Regions from separate parts of the Homo sapiens genome. Here region 1 is linked to region 2. Evidence: chromatin loops called from intact Hi-C (ENCODE). Cell type or tissue: heart left ventricle. All regions are shown on one strand.

The links. A loop is a pair of places that touch in the nucleus more often than their neighbours do. Peaks named below come from ENCODE experiments on the same cell type or tissue, not always from the same donor. Only the 100,000 strongest peaks of a DNase experiment are listed, where the experiment ranks them.
Region 1: a loop joins it to region 2, with 5 times the contacts of the local background. A loop is called at or near these places in 7 of 110 quality-filtered maps.

What each region holds. Positions count from the first base shown.
Region 1 is chr9:132,283,997-132,286,496 of GRCh38, reverse strand. It overlaps SETX (senataxin), which reads left to right. Exons shown (of 26, transcript NM_015046.7): 18 at 3-74. Among named protein-coding and RNA genes, the nearest start is that of SETX, 70 kb to the left of the region's middle. In heart left ventricle, no CTCF peak of the experiment used is centred here; no DNase peak of the experiment used is centred here.
Region 2 is chr9:131,144,057-131,146,556 of GRCh38, reverse strand. It overlaps NUP214 (nucleoporin 214), which reads right to left. Exons shown (of 36, transcript NM_005085.4): 12 at 1,803-2,277; 13 at 253-428. Among named protein-coding and RNA genes, the nearest start is that of NUP214, 20 kb to the right of the region's middle. RefSeq lists an enhancer at 1,829-2,330. In heart left ventricle, no CTCF peak of the experiment used is centred here; no DNase peak of the experiment used is centred here.

The DNA.
Region 1 (2,500 bases), 1.1 Mb before region 2:
AGAGGCAAGAATTAGATGAAAACATTTCCAAAGTTTCTAAGGAAAGGCAGGAACTTGCTTCTAAAATTAAAGAGGTAAGTAGTTCACCTGTAGCATTTTCTTGATTTTTTTTTTTTTCTTTTTAAAATTTAAGTATGACTGTTCAGACAAGCTATGGGCTTTTATTTATTTATTTTGGAGACAGAGTCTCACTCTGTCTCTCAGGCTGGGGTGCAGTGGCATGATCTCAGCTCACTGCAACCTCAGTCTCCCATGTGGCTGGGATTACAGGCGTGCACCACCATGCCTGGCTAATTTTTTTTTTTTTTTTTTTTTGAGGTGAAGTCTTGCTCTGTCACCAGACTGGAGTATAGTGGCGTGATCTTGGCTCACTGCAACCTCTGCCTCCCGGGTTCAAGCGATTCTCCTGCCTCAGCCTCCCGAGTAGCTAGGATTACAGGCGTGTGCCACCACGCCCAGCTAATTTTTGCATTGTTAGTAGAGACGGGGTTTCACCGTGTTGGCCAGGATGGTCTGGATCTCTTGACGTCATGATCCTCCTGCCTCAGCCTCCCTCAAAGTGCTGGGATTACAGGCGTGAGGCACCACACCTGGCCTCTTTTGTGTTTTTTTTTTTTTGAGACAGAGTCTCACTCTGTTGCCAGGCTGGAGTGCAGTGGCACAATCTCAGCTCACTGCAACCTCTGCCTCCCAGGTTCAAGTGATTCTCCTGCCTCAGCCTCCCGAGTAGCTGGGACTACAGGTGTGCGCCACCACGCCCGACTAAATTTTGTATTTTTAGTAGAGATGGGGTTTCACCATGTTGGCCAGGATGGTCTCCATCTCATGACGTTGTGATCCGCCCACCTCGGCCTCCCTAAGTGCTGGGATTACAGGCGTGAGCCACCATGCCTGGCCCTTTTTTTGTATTTTTAATAGAGATGGGGTTTCACCATGTTGGCCATGCTGGTCTGGAACGTCCAACCTCAAGTCATCCCCCGTCTCGGCCTCCCAAAGTGTTGGCATTACAGGCGTGAGCCACCATGCCTGGCCAGCTATGGGCTTTTCTCAGTTACATTTTAAATTGTTATGAAAAATTACAAACATCTGTGGAAGTGGAGAAAATGGTGTAACAACATTTGCATTTTTTTCTTTAACCTAAGAATGAATTCTTACCACCATCTAAGATTTCTAAGAGGTGGTTATAAGTTATCTTTTTTGTTTTAAGTCTGGTAAATATTTAAATTCTTTCTTATAAGGTGCTCTATTTCTGCTTCCCATAAACTGCAAAAAACAATTATGATAATTATCATCAGATAAACAGTTAATGAAAATAGCTTTGGCCAGGCGCGGTGGCTCACGCCTGTACTCCCAGCACTTTGGGAGGCCGAGGCGGGCGGATCACGAGGTCAGGAGATTGAGACCATCCTGGCTAACACAGTGAAACCCCGTCTCTAATAAAATACAAAAAATTAGCTGGGCGTGGTGGTGGGCACCTGTAATCCCACCTACTCGGGAGCCTGAGGCAGGAGAATGGCGTGAACCTGGGAGGCAGAGCTTGCAGTGAGTGGAGATCGCGCCACTGCACTCCAGCCTGGGTGACAGAGCGAGACTCCGTCTCAAAAAAAAAAAACAACAAAAAAAATAGCTTTGTGGGTGTTTTCACTATTAAAAAAAAAAAGTCACCTGTATGAGCTTTAGGATGAGGGTGGCAACTGTGAGCCCTCCAGAGCTCCAACCTGGATAGAAGTAGAGTGATGGTGGGCAGAATTCGGCAAAAGAAAGTACAGCACTTTGATATTTGGTTTTTGTTTTTTGCAATTCTTGGGTTAGAGCATAAACTCCCTGTACTTGTGTTGGATCATAAGACTCCTGTAACATTTTGTAGCTTTTCTCCAGTATTTTTTGGATGTGAAAATATCCTGTAAGATTTAGACTCATTGAAGCTTGGCCGAGCCAGGTGTATACCCTGATTGTCAGAATGCAGCCCTAATCAAACCACACTGGGGTCAGGGAAAGAGGGTAATAGTAACTGATGACGTTAGTAGTATTTTTGCTGAAGTTTCCTCCTGAATGGATTATGATCTTTCTCTATGTGACTAAAATATAGTTGAATTTAATGCATATTTTCATTAGCAGTTTATTTAAACTAAAAGTTATGTGAAAGCTTTTGATTAAACAGATTTTAATCAGATTTTAAACAGAACCCCAGATTAATCTTTCCTGAGTCAAGGATGAAGTCCATCTTCACAGATGTTTTTTGCTGCTCATCACATGTGTTCTGTGGGCCATGAAACTATGCTCAGCAGTTGTACTCACTAGGTGGCTGAGGACAGTGTCTGACAGTGCTTTACTGTGTGAGCCGTGGAGGACCACAGTGCCACCCTCTTCCTAAAGCTCACACGAATGCCTTGAATTCCATGGTTGAATATATCGTATGTGCTGAGATGAATCACCACTACTTCTTAGTAGCAAAAAGCAGCAAACTGAATCTCTGCTGGAAATGCTGATTGACTGAGCA
Region 2 (2,500 bases):
CAAGGCATTTTTGACTCATTAAATACACTTAGCTCCATAAGAAGTGTCAGAGAGAAGAGTGGCAGCATTTAAGCAAGAGCAAATCTCCCAATTCAGAGTATGAAAATCACAGCACATTAATCATTAATGTATGATACAGGAAGCAAGAAAAAATAACCTTGTCCAACTATGTTAGCTACGACTCTTAACACTTAAAACCGTTAATCTGAGAAGGCAGGGCTGAGGTCTAAAGTTGTCTGCTTAAAATCATACCTGATGGTGAGGGCAAGACTGAGGACTTCAATGGCACGGAACTAGGTGGTGCTGAGAGAGGTGTGGGGTGGCTGAGTGGTCCAGAAGCAGCTGGCTTGGAGGCAGAAGAGAATGGCGACATCGGGGGTGCGCTCTGGGAGCTACTAACAGGAGTAGAGGTAGCTGCAGCAGTAAACCTGAAAAATGGCAGCCTGAAGGCCTCAGAAGAGCCTGCTAGAAGATTCTTTTACACTAGCATGAGCAATGTCATCAAAAGATAACTTATTATCTTTTATGTTAACTTACAAAGATAACATACTTTTTGCCTTCAGGAAACAAAAATGTTTAGCTATTTCTTATAAAAGGTGAAAGCTGCAAGGAAACATTTATCTTTTCGTCTGCTTATTTAGGAATTAATTATTCAGGGGAAATATCAAAACTAAGTTTATCACAATATGAAATACCAAGTTTATCATGATATGAAATACTATTGTTTCCAGCTGAGTTTTAAACAGGAGGTGGGACACAATTATGCTTAGGAGAGTTAGTACTTTCTCTTACCAAGGAAATTACTGAGAACTCGTTTTGAGAGTGAGCACCTTCTCTGGGGAGTGAAAAAGGAAGAGGAATGCAGGGAACTGTCTTTGGGATACTTATGGCCTAAAGGAAATGTAAAGTCGGTTCCACCTAAAGAGCAAAAGTCTGTAGACAATCTAAACTCCAGCATTAGATGACTGGTCAGATAAACTGTGGTGCAGTCAACAAAATGGAACACTATGCAACCCTTAGCATGAAGTGGATGTGTGCCAATTCAGTATTAACAGTAACTGTGGTGGCAGCAGCACCACCATAGCAACAACAGATAGTACAGGCAAGTAGGGAAAAAGCTGGTAGTACTTATACTCGATGGTTATCTTGGGAACTCATGGTTATCTTGGGAGGGGTTACAAGATATAAGGGATTGCTTCCCTCCAAAAGCTTACATTCTAGTGGGAAGAAAAGAACAAGATAAAGAAGTAAATAAATAAGAAATGAGTGAGCTGCCCGACCCAGATCTGGAGGAAACTGGATACCAACCTAAGAATTAGCAGTGAGCAGCCACGGGGCTTCATAGGGACTGTCAAGCAGAAGAATCACCTAACAATTTACAGTGTCACAAGATGACTTTGTGGCTGTGTAGACAGCAGTTCAGAGAGAGTTAAGGGTAGACACAGGGAGGAAAAAAGACTACAAGGGATTCATTTCCCTTCCAGGATGCATACTCTGGATTGCTTCTTTTTTTAAAATAAGGAATATTTCCTACATTTGTAACGTAAAAAAGCAAAACAAATACCTGAATATAAATCCCATAGTCAAAAAAATAAAATGCTAGCTAAGAGACCCTTCTGGACTCTATTCACTGATGAAATGCCAGTATTTTATGTTGGTTGAATTTTTGCCATTTGCAAGTATCACTCTGGGTAAAAAAATTCTACTCAGTTAACTCCTCTCAGAGTGACTCTACTTTTAGTAAATAACATCCAATATTTCTACCCAACTCACAGAAGAATCAAACTTTAGAAGTGACTTACTTTTCACTAAGGTTGACTTTGACAGCAGAGGTTGAGGGTGGGAAGGAGGGCTTCATTGCTATATTTGGAGCAGACACACTTGGCACTGGTGTGCTTTCCAGGGTAGGCTTAAAACCAGATGATCCAAAGGAGAATGAAGCAGCTGATGGAGCCACAGGAGACGCTGCAGGGGTGGGGGCTAGGGAGGCTTTAGAAGGGGGAACAAAAGAGAAGGTTGATGGGCCAGGGCCTGGGGCTGCTTTGGAGCTGTCGGAGCCACTGGAATATGAAGGGGGCTCCCCAGTGACCGTAGCAGATGACTTCAAAGATGAAGAACCAAAGGAGAACACAGTGGGGGCTCCACCAGCAGGAAGCAAAGAAAAAGTGGCAATGGGAGCAGCAGGTGATGAAGGTGGCAGAGAGGCAGGGGCTGCAGCTGCAGAAGCATCCAGTTTCTGTGGGGCTTGAGAGGAGGTTGGGGTAGTGGGAGTACTTCCTGCAGTGACAAAAAAAGGAAGGAAAATGTTAACACTGTAACAGTGGAGGTTCACATAATAGAAAGCAAGTGAAAAAGAATTTGTGGTAGAATAAAGCCAGAAATGTTACTAGTTTAAGAAGCAAAAAGAACACATGGGTACACAGTTCATGTTGGAGTTTTCAGGTCTCATGAGATAAATGAAACTGAAGGAAAACTAAGGAAAGACATTAGAATAATTGGA